3 separate regions of the Homo sapiens genome follow, and all the other regions are linked to region 3. Evidence: chromatin loops called from intact Hi-C (ENCODE). Cell type or tissue: CD4-positive, alpha-beta T cell. All regions are shown on one strand. Region 1 holds the start of LOC105369399 (a long non-coding RNA gene). Region 2 holds the start of POLD3 (DNA polymerase delta 3, accessory subunit). Region 3 holds the start of EMSY (EMSY transcriptional repressor, BRCA2 interacting).

The links. A loop is a pair of places that touch in the nucleus more often than their neighbours do. Peaks named below come from ENCODE experiments on the same cell type or tissue, not always from the same donor. Only the 100,000 strongest peaks of a DNase experiment are listed, where the experiment ranks them.
Region 1: a loop joins it to region 3, with 9 times the contacts of the local background. A loop is called at or near these places in 2 of 110 quality-filtered maps.
Region 2: it touches region 3 in a loop (5-fold over the local background); 2 of 110 quality-filtered maps call a loop at or near these places.

What each region holds. Positions count from the first base shown.
Region 1 is chr11:77,045,179-77,050,178 of GRCh38, reverse strand. LOC105369399 (a long non-coding RNA gene) reads right to left here and starts at 2,313. Exons shown (of 2, transcript XR_950340.1): 1 at 2,275-2,313; 2 at 1,439-1,694. RefSeq lists a silencer at 3,846-4,025. In CD4-positive, alpha-beta T cell, CTCF peaks have their summits at 2,857, 3,062 and 3,968 (motif pointing left); DNase peaks (open chromatin) are centred at 2,368, 2,998 and 3,988; H3K4me3 peaks cover 662 bases; H3K27ac peaks cover 475 bases.
Region 2 is chr11:74,589,982-74,594,981 of GRCh38, reverse strand. POLD3 (DNA polymerase delta 3, accessory subunit) reads right to left here and starts at 2,400. Exons shown (of 12, transcript NM_006591.3): 1 at 2,264-2,400; 2 at 866-921. The coding sequence starts at 2,323. RefSeq lists an enhancer at 2,105-2,738. In CD4-positive, alpha-beta T cell, no CTCF peak of the experiment used is centred here; DNase peaks (open chromatin) are centred at 2,041 and 2,421; H3K4me3 peaks cover 1,544 bases; H3K27ac peaks cover 1,490 bases.
Region 3 is chr11:76,442,561-76,447,560 of GRCh38, reverse strand. It overlaps EMSY (EMSY transcriptional repressor, BRCA2 interacting), which reads right to left and starts at 2,543. Exons shown (of 22, transcript NM_001300942.2): 1 at 2,433-2,543; 2 at 553-661. The coding sequence starts at 622. It overlaps EMSY-DT (EMSY divergent transcript), which reads left to right and starts at 2,881. Exons shown (of 2, transcript NR_186348.1): 1 at 2,881-3,283. RefSeq lists enhancers at 1,542-1,836, 1,976-2,045, 2,086-2,135, 2,336-2,565, 2,266-2,902 and 1 more. In CD4-positive, alpha-beta T cell, no CTCF peak of the experiment used is centred here; DNase peaks (open chromatin) are centred at 1,820 and 2,650; H3K4me3 peaks cover 2,826 bases; H3K27ac peaks cover 2,222 bases.

The DNA.
Region 1 (5,000 bases), 600 kb before region 3:
TTTATTTATTTTTTTGAGACAGAGTTTTGCTCTTGTTGCCCAGGCTGGAGTACAGTGGCGTGACCTTGGCTCAATACAACCTCCGCCTTCAGGGTTCAAGCAATTCTCCTGCCTCAGCCTCTTGAGTAGCTGGGATTACAGGCGCCCACCGCCACGCCCGGCTATTTTTTAAAAAATGTTTAGTAGAGATGGAGTTTCAACGTGTTGGTCACGCTGGTCTCGAACTCCTGACCTCAGGTGATCCTCCTGCCATGGCCTCCCAAAGTGTTGGGATTACAGGTGTGAGCCACCGCACCCGGCCAAAACATTTTTTTGTTTGTTTTTAAACTACAACCACAATTAGAATTACATTTTATATCATGATCCTGTATCTTTAGTCTCTGTAATTCACTTCATATTTCTATTTTATTCTTTTTAATTTTTTTATATGTGGGTTTCAGACGCTGAATTGATTTCAGGACCCACATATGGGCCTCAGTTCATGGTTTGAAAACTACTGCTGAAGACTGGGGACCTGTGGTCTGGGCTCCCGCAGGCAGTACACCCAGTTATAGGCCCTGGCTGTGCTCCATGCCTTCCTCCGGCAGGCTGCTGTAGCCCTGGCTGACTGAATGCAGAGGTCCAGGGGCCAGCAAACATTCATAGTATTTGTGTCATTCAAGCCCCTCACAGATCGCCCTCCCCAGGGCTGGATTCTGAGCGAGGGTCACACCTGGGCTCCCTGCCCTGCCGCAGATCGGCTGTGGGACGCTAGGCTGGCCACCACTTCTCTCAGGGCCCTCTTTCCCATGCACAGGAGCTGGTCAGGGAAGGCATTTCTCAAAACCTTTCAGGCTTGGACTTCCTGTCTCTCTATCATTTTTATTTGCTCTTTCTTCAGGGTTTAGGGGAGTGAGTAGGTGTGGCATTGGGGTGGAGGAACCGAGGTGGGGCCTTGCCTTTGAGCTCTGCCCTCCACCCTGCCCAGCTCTGCATGCGTCTGAGGTGGCAGGGGCTGGGACGTTTTCCTGCCACTGAAAGTGTGAACAATGCTATGGCTGGTTTATTTTTTCCTCGCTGGTGTGTGTTCTATTTTCAGTAAGTTTTAATTGAAATGTAGATTCGGGTATATTGTGTGAGATAGAACACTCCCAGGTGCCCCAGTGACTAGACGGCCAGATTACTGTCTGCCTCCTTTCTCTGAAGCTTGGAGACCCGGCCTCTGGCCTTGTGCAGCTCTAGCCTGTGGACTCTGGGAGTAGTGGGCCCAAGGCATGGTGGCTGGGGTGGTGATTAGGGCCCAGGAACAGCAGGCAGGAGGCCCAGGCCCTTAGTCCTCGATGCCCAGCAGGCTCCATTGATCTTGGGCAGGTCTCTTCTCTACCCAGGCCTCAGCCTCCACATCTTTCAAGTAGGGATGATAATCCTGTTTTCTGGTTGCGGTGAGGACACAAGGAAATCAGGGGCTTAGAGGTACTTTATAACATGATGTCTCTCTACATTACTTTGTGTATTTAAAAAAAAATCTTAATACAGCCAGGCGTGGTGGCTCATGCCTGTCATCCCAGGACGTTGGGAGGCTGAGGTAGGAGGATTGCTTGAGCCCAGGAGTTCGAAACCAGCTTGACCAATACACGGTTAGTGAGCCATTAGTGATCAGTGAGTTGTGATCTATCGCACCACTGCACTCCAGCACTCCGGCCTGGGAGACATAGCTATAAGACATAAAGATACATAATATTTATACATATAAGAAATGTAAGATACATATATCTTAACATAATTTTTAATTATTTTCTTGCATATCTTCTTTTAGATTTAGCCCTGAGTATAATTTTGTTTCTATTGACACTTTAAAAAATGACTTTTCCTGGCATATATGCACCATGGAATACTATGCAGCCATAAAAAAGGATGAGTTCATGTCCTTTGCAGGGACACGGATGAAGCTGGAAACCATCATTCTAAGCAAACTATCACAAGGACAGAAAACCAAACACCGCATGTTCTCACTCATAGGTGGGAGTTGAATAACGAGAACACATGGACACAGGGTGGGGAACATAACACACAGGGGCCTGTCGGAGGGTGGGGATTTTGGGGAGGGATAGCATTAGGAGAAATACCTAACGTAAATGACGAGTTGATGGGTGCAGCAAACCAACATGGCACATGTATACCTATGCAACAAACCTGCACGTTGTGCCCATGTATCCTAGAACTTAAAAGCATAATGAAAAAAAAAAAGCAAAAAAAAAAAAAAAAAAAAAAAAAAAGAAGCTAGCTGAAACCTACCAAAACCAAGATGGCAATGATAGTGACCTCTGGTGGTCCTCACTGCTCATTACATGCTAATTATAATGCATTAGCATGGTAAAAAATACTCTCACCAGCGCCATGACAGTTTACAAATGCCATGGCAACGACCGGAAGTTACCCTATATGGTTTTAAGAGGAGGGACCTTTATTTCCGGAAATTGTCCCCCCTTTACCGAAACCTCATGAATAATCCACCCCTTGTTTAGCATATAGGTATACTCAGTCAAGTAGCCTGCATTGCTGCCCTGCCTATGTAGTAGCCATTCTTTTGTTTATTTACTTCTCTAGTAAACTTGCTTTCACTCTAAAAAAAAAAAAAAAAAAAGACTTTTCCTCATAGCTTGTTGCTACTATATAGGAATTAAATAGATTCTTTTGGTCTTTTTCTTTTTGAGACAGGGTCACCAAGGCTGGAGTGCAGTGGCACGATCAGGGCTCACGGCAGCCTCGACCTCCCGGACTCAAGCGGTCCTCCCACCTCTGCCTCCCGAGTAGCTGGGATTACAGGTGACACCACCACTCCCTGCTAATCTTCGTATTCTTTGTAGGGATGGGGTTTCCCCATGTTGCCCAGGCTGGTTGCAAACTCCTGGGCTCAAGAGATCCACCCACCTCGGCCTAGATTTTTGTATATTGATTTTTTATCTGGAGAAGTTGCTACCTTTTCTTAGTAATCTAATGAAATATCTGGAGGGTTTGTGCGCGTGTGTGGTTTTTTTTGGTGGTTTTTCTATGTAGACTAATAGTTCTTGAAGAGGTGTACTGCCCTCTAGGGAGAGATTTGGAAATTTGCAGGGGAGTTTTATTTTTTGTTGTTGGGCCCAAGAATTCACACATCAAAATAACATTTTATTTTAAAGTATTTTTCTTTTATTTACCTCATATTTACATAATTTACAATAAAAGCATTGTATTGGCTTTTTGAAAATATGTGTGTGGAAGTGTTATATTATCTAAGTATTTCATTTCAGGATGGAGAGAGTGGCATTCATTTGTTACAGAAAGGGAAGTTGGATCTGATAGGGTTCTAAACTTCTGAGATTTTGAAAAAGTTCTTCCTCTAGTTCCAATTATTATATTTCTGTATCTTTTTTTGTCTTGGTGTTCTCTCAAGTTCTGGACAATTCTGAACAGAAGTAGTGATGATGGGTATATCTCATTTGCTCCTAACTTTAAGCAAAATGCTGTCAAATGCTTTCACCTCTTACTAAGATTTTCTTTAAAATCACTAATGGATGTTGAATTTTAATAAACGTCTTTCACATTGCCTCTGAAATGCTCATATTTCTCTTGATATAATGTACCTCATTGACGGATCTTCCTGTCTTATTTATGTAGTTTGGCTGTTTTTCTAATGCTAAGCCCCTCTGGAATTTCTAGTATAAACACACCTCCGTCCTGATAGATCTCCTTTTCACATGTCATCGCATTTCGCCTGCTAGCATTTTGTGTAAGATTTTTGTTTCCATCTAGGTTCCTGAGACAGGCGCATCATCTTCCCTGCTCATGGGATCCTTGAGGGGTTTGAGTGTCAAAGTCATGCTGGTCTCACAAGGGGCGTTGGGGGATCGCGCTCCGGGGTTGCTTCGCTGAGTGCGCGTGTGTGCGGGATGCGGGGTGCGGGGTGCGGGGCGTGCCCCCTGGCGGCCGCGGGCCGCATGAGCCGAACGAGCGGAGCGGGGAGCGCCGGGCCAGTGCCGTGGGGAGCGATGCGCCAGGTGGCGCCGGGTGACGCCAGGTGATGCCGGGGCTGCGCGGGTACTGCAGCCTTCCGTGGACCTGGACACGCGTGCAACCCAGCTTCAGAGACCGGGTGGCCAGGACCCAGAGTCACCCAGCCGACCCATAACGGCGGCTTCTTGAGTCTCGGGGCCGGCAAGGTCCTGAATCTTCATCTCTAGGAATAGAATGGGGATAATCCGCCTGTCTGTCAGGGAAATGGGAGGAGGCTGTAAAAGCATTTTTTGTGTGATTTTGTGTCAAAGCACAATTCGGACCTTCCAGAGGACCTGTCCGCATTCTGGCCTCAGCATTCTTGTTTTCCTGTTTCTTGCAAGCCCTTGACAAATGGCAGCTAGGGGCAGGGAATTCAGAATTAATGTCACTCAGTAGTCCAGAATGAGAGCTCGCATCATGGAGGTCTGTGTGGAAGAAGCACCCTTGTTTGATTCATTTTTGTGCATTATTTCATTACTGTTGATTTATTCCACAAATATTGACTGGGCACTGTGGTGGGCATAATAACGGCCGCCCAAAAAGTTGCCCATACCCTACTGAATACCTGGAACCTGTGACTGATGCATGTTACATAAGAATGTTACATGTGGCATGTCACCATGTTACATGGCAAAGAGAAGTAAGGTTGGAGGTAGAATGAAGGTTGCTCATCAGCTGACTTTAAGATAGGAAAAGAATCCCAGGTTATCTAGGTAGGCCCAGTGTAGTTACAGGGTCCTTGGAAGTGGAAGGAGAAGGCAGGAAAGTCAGAGAGTGATGTGGCTGTGGAAGCAACGCACCAAGAGCCGCCACATGGTCGGTTTTGGAGATGGAGGAAGGAGGTCTCTGCAAGCTGGAAAAGGCAAAGAAATGGATCCTTCCCTAGCACCTCCAGTAAGGAGTGCAGTTGGTGGGTAGAGCTGTAGGGTAACAGATGAGTGTGCTTTTAAGCCAAGCTTGTGGGAATTTGTTACAGCAGCAATAGG
Region 2 (5,000 bases), 1.9 Mb after region 3:
TGGCTGTGTCCCCACCCAAATCTCAACTTGAATTGTAATAATCCCCACATGTCAAAGACGGACCAGGTGGAGATAACTGAATTATGGGGGCAGTTCCCCCATGCTCTTCTCATGATAGTGAGTTCTCACGAAATCTGACGGTTTTACAAGGGGCTTCCCCCTTCGCTCGACACTCATTCTCTCTCCTGCCACCCTGTGAAGAGATGCCTTCCGCCAAGTCTCCTGAGGCCTCCCCAGCCATGCGGAACTGTGAGTCAATTAAACCTCGTCTTTATAAATTCAATCTCAGGTGTGTCTTCATAGCAGCATGAGAATGGACTAACACAAATACCCAAGATAACTGAAAATATATGTTCATATAAACACTTATAGATGAATGTTTTATACATGAATGTTCATAACAGCATCATTCATAGCAGTCAAAATATGGAAATAACCCAAATGTCCATTAATGATGAATAAACAAAACTTGTTGTATCCATATTACAGACTGAATCATGTCTCCAAAAAGGTAATGTTAAAGCCCTAACCCCCAATACCTTAAAATGTGACCTTATTTAGAAATAGAATTATAGCACATGTAATTAGTTAAGACAAGGTCATATTGGAGTAGGGTGGATTCGTAATTCAGTATGACTGGTGTTCATATAAGATGGACGTGCAAAGATACAGATATACAGGGAGAATGCCATGACAATGAAGGCAGAGATTGGAATTACGCAGCTACAAGCCAAGAAATACCAATGATTGCCAGCAAACCAAATTAGCTCTAATCTATGTAGGCTATCTGTAGAGTTAAAAGCAAAGCATAACAAAACAAAAAAAAATTCCAATATGATTAAAATTGGTAGTAAATTGGACTTACTGTTTGGCCTGGTTAACATGAACCCCTAGTGTATAGCTCAGCCATTTGTATGTCACCTGTAACAAGAAAAAATTTTTCAAATGTTTTATTAGATGACTCCAGAGTGCACATCAGTCCCGAAGGTCTGTTGCTAAAGATTCCTATTCTTAGATGATTATGCCTTACAAATTACAATAAATGCCACTGCAGTTTTCCCAAGAACTATCTATCTGGGTAGGCAGGACCTATTTATCTTAAAAATGCTAAGAAGTTTGTTTCATGAACTAATGAAAAGTAATCTAAAAAGACAAGCTGAACATACCTAACAGAAAAAACTCTCATTTTCCTCACATTCCTTGTTTTACTCAGGCCCTTTCCTCATGATGTTTTTTTTGGGGGCCACCAGCCAAAGCCATCCTAAAACTCATTCAGAAGCTAGATGACTTTGAAGTGTGATGTCTCAGAAACTTCTAAAGAAAGTTGCACCCATGCAAACATTAAAGGGCACAGGTGGTGCAGGGGTCAGGAAACGAAAAAAGTGGGTAAATATTTTTATAAGAGATTAGATTGGGAACTACCAGCATCAAGCCTTCATCCCTCCTAGACCCAGGATGCCTGCACTCTCTTCTCTCAAAGTCTCTTCCAATTCCAAATGTCAAGCTTCCAATAGTTAGAAGACTTGCACAGGTTAGGCAAAGGCAGTGTGATGTAGAAGAAAGCATTAGTAAGAGGACAGACCTAGGTTGAAAAACTGCCTATCCCTTACCAAACGCAAATAAACAAGTTATTTGGCCCCTCAGCTTCAATTTCCTCATCTCGGGATACCACCACCGACCTGGGATGGGGTGCGGGGAGGTCACTGTAAAGATTAAAGTGCCTTGGCACACAGCAGGCACTCAATCATCACGGTTTGCAAAGTGCACTCACATCCATCAATTCGCTCGATCTTTTCCTCACCCGTGTGAAGCGGATCAAACCTCTATCAATGCTTAAATTTCCAGGAAGAGGAAACAGTATCTGGAGGTTACGCAACTTGTAACTTAACACAGTTAAGACACGATTTCCTCAACTGTAAACTTAAAACTTTAAACGCCAACCACCTTAAAAGAAAGGTGTAGGGACGCCTTAGAACTCTCAGCCAACGGCCCTCCCTCCGCGCCCGGTCTCCGCGGCTCCAGCCCCAGGCTCTGTTCCCAGCACGCCCACCCAAGGGACGCGGACTTCCGTGTGTGCTGGAGGACCTTCCCGACGAGTCCTCGCTCGCTCTGGGGCACAGAGCTCGCCCAGGTCCCCTCGTGGGGACCTGTCTCCCCTGGTCCCCACGAAGCCACAAGCAGACAGAGGGTCAAGGCTCCCGCCGCCCTAGCCGGGCCCAGGACCCCGGTCGCACGCCCGCGTTCCCCAGTAGTAGCTGCTCACGATCTTGTTTTGGTCCGTGACGAACTCGTCTATATTTTCCAGATAAAGCTGGTCCGCCATGGTGCGGCAGCGCTGGGACCCGCCTCTAACCCCTCTCTCAATCACAGCCACAGCTCCCGCCGGCGGGAAACGTCTTTGCTCCCTCCCAGGTCCCGGGTCGTTTCCCCGGCAACGGAGGCGACGCACTACGGCGGCCCTCGAAGGGTCAAACTAGTCAGGGAGACGGCGCAGACGGAGGTAGGCAGAGCTAGTAGAAAACACCGAAGTGCGGGGCCTCCTGGCTGGTTTTTTCCTATACCTACGTACCTATGATAAAGTTTAATTTATAAATTAGGCACAGTAAGAGATTAACAAAAATAACTAACGATAAAATAGAACAATTATTATTATACTGTAATAAACATTAGTGAATATGGTCTCTCAACAGATGTCATTGGGTATAATATTTCCCTACCGAGGTTGGCTGCGCGTGATGAAACCCGGGAAAGCCAGGATAAAGGGGAGACTATTGAAAACAAGTAATTTTAGTAGTGCTGCCAACTGGGGAAAAGTACTGCCTGTTATAATCCCTCAGAGTTGAGAAATTAGGGAAGGTTTTTCCAGAGGGGTTGAGGAGAGGCTGAGTGTTTCGGATAGAAGCAGGAGAATTTGCTGGAAAAGAGTTCATTATCTCTGGATTGTTAGGAGAAGAGGCGGATGAGAGAGACTTGGGAGAAACCAAATCGTTGTGCCTAGGAGACTGTGAAGAGGCGCTTGAGCTGTGTTCTCAGGAAAACTTGGAGAAAAGTTATCAGGTTGGGGAATTTCAACTCAAATTTCTCCTAGTATCACCCCCGCAAAAATCTTTAATAATTGACTTCAGCATAAGCCGGTGCAGTTCAGTATCGCAGGTGTAGTGCGTAAGAGAGTGGGCTCTAGAGTCAGACTTACTGGGTTTGAATCCTGGTTTTGCTGTTTGTTGTGTAAACTTAGGTAATTCTTTAGCCACTAGGAGCCTATTTCCTTATCTATAAAATGGGAATAATAACAGTACCTACTTCAAAGGCTTGTCGCGACATGCATTCATTCAAAGCATAGCAAAATCCTGAGAAAGGCCAGATACTATTCTGAGTGTTGAGGTGCTGGGGCTGCAGCTATGAGCAATAATAAACCGAGCCTGTTCACATGTAACTTACATTCTGAGATTTTTAAGTGAAAGATAGTGGTGGTTTAAAATAGGGTAGCAGACCGGGCGCGGTGGCTAACGCCTGTAATCCCAGCACTTTGGGAGGCCTAGGGGGATGAATCACCTGAGGTCAGGAGTTCGAGGCCTGCCAGGCCCACATGGTGAAACCCTGTCTCTACTAAAAATATAAAAATTAGCCGGGCGTGGTGGCACGTGCCTATAGTCCCAGTTACTCCCAGGGCTGAGGCATGAGAATGTCTTGAATCCAGGAGGTGGAGGTTGCAGTGAGCCGAGATCATGCCACTGCACTTCAGCTTGGGAAACAGAGAGAGACTCCGTCTAAAAATAAAATAAAATGGCTCGGCGCAGTGGCTCACACCTGTAATCCCACACTTTGGGAGGCCGAGGCAGGCAGATCACCTGAGGTCAGGAGTTCGAGACCAGCCTGGCAAACATGGCGAAACCCCGTCTCTACTAAAAATACAAAAATTAACCAGGTGTGGTGGTACACGCCTGTAATCCCAGCTACTCGGGAGGCTGAGGCAGCAGAATCACTTGAACCTGGGAGACCGAGGTTGCGGTGAGCTGAGATGGTGCCACTGCACTCCAGCCTGGGAAACAGAGTGAGACCCCCCTCAAAATAAATAAATAAAATAAAATAGGGTAGCAGTGCCAGGCACAGTAGCTCACACCTATAATCCCAGCACTTTGGGAGGCCAAGGCAAGTGGATCACTTGAGCCCCAGGAGTTCGAGACCAGCCTGAGCAACATACTGAAACTCCGTCCCTACTAAAAAAAAAAAAAAAAAAAGCCATGGTGGCACGAGCCTGTGGTCTGTGGTCTGTGGTCCCAGTTCTGAAGTGGGAGGATGGATTGAGCCCAGGAGGTAGAGGTTGCAGTGAGCACTTGATCATGCCACTGCATACAGCCTGGGTGACAGAGTGAGACCCTGTCTCAAAAAATAATAATTTTTTTTTTTTTTGAGACAGAGTTTTGCTCTTGTTCCCCAGGTTGGAGTGCAATGGCGCGATCTCGGCTCACTGTAACCTCTGCCTCCCGGGTTCAAGTGATTCTCCTGCCTCTGCCTCCCAAGTTGCTGGGATTACTGGCATGCGCCACCACACCCGGCTAATTTTGTTGTAGTTCTAGTAGAGAGGGGGTTTCGCCATGTTGGCCAGGCTGGTCTCGAACTCCTGACCTCAGGTGATCCACCTGCCTTGGCCTCCCAAAGTGCTGGGATTACAGGCGTAAGCCACAACGCCAAACCAATACATTTTTTAAAATAGAGTAGTGGTAGTGGAAATTGAGAGAACTGAGTGACTTGAGTTTTGTTTTAGAGTCGGCAAAACCTGCTGATGAATTACACGAGTGGAGTGTGGAAAAAACAGGAATCAAGGAAAATACCTAGATATGGAACATAAATCTTTAGGTAAATGGTGATGCCCTTGACTGAGACGTGAAAGACTGGAAGCAGATGAGAAAATCAAATAATTCTATTTGGCCAGTTACAAATGAGATAATATACATAAAACTCTCATGCAGTACCTGCACACAATAAAATCTATGATCGTT
Region 3 (5,000 bases):
GTTTTATTATTGATAGTAAAATATAATTTGAAAAAGTGAGCATGGCTTACATCAACTTAGAATTCAGAAATAGTATGTAATTGACACATACAATCATGAAGGTTAAGAGTATGTTAAAGTGAGACTGAAAGCATACTCCCTGGTTCAAATACTGACTCCATGTCTATCACCATTACCTTGGCTTCTAAGCTTCATCTGTAAAATGGAGACGAGACAAAACAAACAAACAAAAAACACCTACCTTTTAGGCTTTCAAAGGACAAAGCTAATTCTTAAAATATTTAAATTAGATGTTGTATAAAAAAGACTCAGAATAGCCAAGTAGCCCTCAATAAATCTTAGCTACTAGTATTATTACAATTCACACACCTACTATTTACAAAGCACTATGTTAGGCACTGAGGGAAACAACAATGAGTAAGATGGGAACTGTATCTCCAAAGAATTTCTGATGTAGCGTGAGATATGACATCCATGCAAACAGCTATGACCTAGGCAGAAAGGGAAAAAAGGTATCAGAGAGAGGTAAAAAACAAACAATGAACGTCATACCCAATTTTCGAAGAATTCTTTTGCATTCATCCCTGCTGAGATCCAGAAGGGTTGGCCACACAACAGGCATTGCTGCTTCTGTTTGGTAGCCCCAAAGAGCTTGTCCTCCCTACCAGAACAAAAAAAAAAAGTCAAATTACCAAAGTACCAAAGTACATTCAAGGGGCCACTCACCTGGAGATCCAGTCACAGGCTAAGAAGTAAACCAAAAAGATATTACTATTTTACAATCCTTTCTCACCACCACACTTTCCAACTTTTGAGAAATCAAGAATTAAGTCATTTGAACTATCACAGTGGAAAGAACACAGGCTTTAGAGCCAGACACCTCTAGGTTTCTAGTCCCAACTTTTCAACTTACTGGTTAAGCCTAAGCTTTACACATCTATAAAACAGAGGTAATACCACCCAGTTTGTTACGCGTATTAAAGAACACTATATATAAAGTTCTTTCATAGTGGCTGGCATTTCATTTAATAAACAGGTGGTACTACCAACCTGGGGCAAGTTGACTCCTGTCAGCTTCCTCATTTATGAATTACATGAGATAAAATTTGTAAAGCTCCTAGCAAGTTAAAGAAACTTAATAAATAACTCCTCGTGCTCGCTTCAGCAACACATATACTAAAATTGGAACGATACATACATATATATATATACACATATATATATACATATATATATACACACACACACATATATATATACTCTCTCAAGTCTTAATGGAATATGAATTTTGATCCTGTAGTTATTAAACAGCCATTTACCAACAGTTGAGCTGCCAGGAACTTACTTAGAACTGGGAATTTCCTAGTGTAAAAGACAAAAAGACACGGCTCTGGGGGCACGCGCAATACCTGCTTAGCACAGAGTAGAGCCGCTCTAAGTATTTGTTAAATGGGTAAGTGAATGGTTGACGCGACTGAGCAAAACGAATGGATGAATGAATGAATGAACGAGCTCACTGTCTAGCCTAGAAGTCAGACACCGAACCGAAATAACTGCTATATCCCGTTCCAGGCGCTGGGGCTGCTAACTCCAACTCTGTGTCCCGAGGTGAGCCCCCCTCCCCCTACTTCCCATAGTCCTCTCAGCTCAGAACAAACCCAAGGCAAGAAGAACTGGACTGCGCGCCCCAGCCGGCAGTATGACATAAAGAAAAGGGGTGGGGAGGAGGAAGAAGGGGCAGAGCCAAAGGAATCCTCTCCCTCCACAAGCCAGTCCCCGCCTCCCGACAGGATCTTGGAGGCGGCCGGCGACTGCTCGAACCGAGCACCACGTCACGGCATCCCGGCGCGTCCTAGCCAGGGGACCCCAGAGCGGGGCCGCAACGCATCGGAAACCCGGGCAGTAGTTTCCGGAGCCCGCTCGGGGAACCAGGATCTTGTAGGATCCTTCCCCACTCAAGTGTCAAGGAGACAAGCCCGCCCCGCCCCCTCTCCAAACACGCACTCCCTAGCAGCACCACAACAAGAGCAGCCAGCCCAGGCTCCTCACCCGGACCTCTCGGCGCCGGTCCCAATGTCAAGTCCACGACCCAAGCCCCTCTGGGCCAGTAGCTGTTGTCAGGGGTCCCGGCCGGCACCCGCGCCTCACTCCCTCCCCAGCGGAGAGGACAACCGAGAGAGAGTAAGCCAGCGGATACCCAGCCAGACGACCTGGACTCACCGGGAGTCTCCCAGAGCTAAACCCCCAGAGTCCCAGCACCAGGCCAGCCAGAGTCCCCCTGAGTCCACCCCGGGGAGCCCCACGATCCCGTTAGGAAACAACGGAGGATGGGGCTGGGAGCCCCAAGCCGGGCTCCGAATGCTTGGCCCGGCGCTCCTCTAGCCTGGCTGGCCTGCCAGCTCTTCCCAGGACCCTGCCTGAGAGTCACCCACCTGCCCGGCCTTTCGGGGCTCATCTAAAAGGCTCCTCCGCCAAGACTAGGGGACACCAGGAATTGGGTTTGTTTGCGGTGCCTCTGAAGGGGCAAGATGGCGACAGGTAACAGGGCGCAGGCGCAGCCGCGCGCGGCCAGTCGGGAGGTGTAGTTCGCTTTTCCCGCCTTTCGGAGAACAAACACCAAAAGGCCTCCATTCATCTTGTCCTTCTTTTCCTCCGCGTTATGAAAGAAAAGGACAGACATCGCGGAGGGTGCTGGGAGTTGTGGTCCGAATCCAAACTCCAACCTCTTTCGCTCCAGGTTTGCTGTCGTACGCGCAAGGAAGGCCGGGATTGTAGTTCCCTTGGTTTCTCCTGCATACCCTCCTGTCTCTGGCTTCGCGCGCCTCTCCTGGGCTGCCGTCTCCCAGCCAATCGGCTGCGCTCTCTGCTACGTGTGGCGTCACACGTAGCGGCCAAGATGGCGCTAGCGGTTGGAGCAGGGGCTCTGCTGCGACCTTTACGGTAGTGAGGTTAGGGACGATGGGAGAGCAGCTTTGTTCCTGAAGTGCCGTCGAGGATTAGGATCGAGTTTCTTCGATCGTGAGGGCAATTATTAGTGGCCTCTAGCCCCCCAGATGGCATCTTGAGGAGAGAGAATCCACGCTACGAGAACTAACATAGTGGACATCGCAGTTGTCCGTAGCCGATTTGCGGGTTACGGAGTTGTTGCAAGTAAAGAAGGGGAAATCCGAGCGTTCTCGCGTTGGATTTCCTCCACGTGTGAAGTGGGAATGGTAGTGATATCTCGTGCTATCTCTGTCAAGGGCAAGAAGGAGAAGGAATTTATTTGAGGCCCTACGACGTGGTAGGTTCACCCTCAGCCTTTGTTCTTATTTCATCTTATTTGTGGAGAAGGTCTTTTCGTTCCTATTTTACAGGTGAGAAAAGGGGCCCAATATATAGTTATTTGCGGCCATAAAATAGAAGCCAGTTGCCTGATACTGAAGATTCAATGAAATCTTGTGATTGACTTCCCTCTTTAAATTTTGTACTTTGGGTAACATCGGATCCGGTAGAAACGCTCGTCAGAAAGAGTTTTTAATGTGCATTCTACAATTTCCAGACATAGTTTCCTTCTTGAAAAATTGGGTTAATACTACCCTATAGGGATCTTGTGATGCACCACGTAAACGTTGTAAGTTGTGAACCACTATACAAACGTATGAGACTCTTCATGTTCTTGAGTGGAACTGTAGGTTAGGAAGAGAAGGTAAATAACAGCATTTAAGTTTCCTACTACTATTTGCCCATTAGCTAAAAATACCCTCCGAGGTCTAGGAAAGTCACTGTTGTTGAAACCCAACCTACACCTTCAGAAAATCGTAAAGTGGAACATATTAATCACCAGGCCCTCCCTCCGCTGTCTCCCTGACCTTCCTATGCATCCAGTTGCTTAAGAACTCTTGGAAAGATAGTAAGTGAAATCTTCATAGAGGATTTTTGTACTTTAACATATATTATTTGATTTGAGCCTCGCAACATTTCAGTGTGACAGGTACGATTAAGGTCTTTCATACTATGAATGAGAAAAACATAGATGTACCAAGGACTCACCAAATTTCACGGAGCTAGGAATTGGAAGAGAGCTAGGCTTTGTAATCCCAGGTCTTCTGACCTCCAAATGTCCTTTCCTCTACAGTGAATGTCAAAATGACAATGAATGTCTACTCCTCTACAATGGAGTACAAATCGAAAGACAAGGGGCTTATAAAACTGACTCTGACCTTAAGAAGTAGCATATGAGTGATGAATTATTATAGTCAATCCTTGTGCTTACTAAGTGCCACATACTGGTCTAAGCATTTTACATAGTAATTCAGTCCTTAGAACAACTTTATGAGGTGGAAACTTTTATTATCTCTAATTACAAAGGAGGCAACTAAAGTCTAGGAAAGAAGCAAAATAGCTTGCCTAAAGTCACACATAAGTAAATGGTGGCTCACGCCTGTAAACCCAGCACTTTGGGAGGCTGAGGCAAGTGGATCATTTGAGGTCAGGAGTTCAAGACCAGCCTGGCCAACATGGTGAAAGCCCACCTCTACTAAAAATACAAAAATTAGCTGGGCATGGTGGCATGTGCCTGTAATCCCAGCTACTCGGGAGGCTGAGACAGGAGAATTGCTTGAACCAGGGAGGTGGAGGTTGCAGTGAGCCAAGATCGCTCTACTGCATTCCAGCGTGGGCAACAGAGCAAGACTCCATCTTAAAAAAAAAAAAAAAAAAAAAAGCTAAAGCTGGGATTTAAACCTGATTATGTTGGCTCCAGAGCCTATGCTCTAGACCAGTGGTTCTAAACTTTAATGGTCAATAGGAACCGCTTGAGGATCTTGTTAAAACGCAAATATTGGTAGTATAGATATCAGGTAAGGCCTGGATCCTATAGTCTTAACAGGCCCCCAGGTGATGTTGATGGTGCTGGTCATTACATACTACAGTTCACATCTTCCCTTTTCTCCTAACCGTATTTATTTTGCAGTCAGAAACTACCTTTCCCATGCTGCCTGTGACTGCTTTATAGTCTC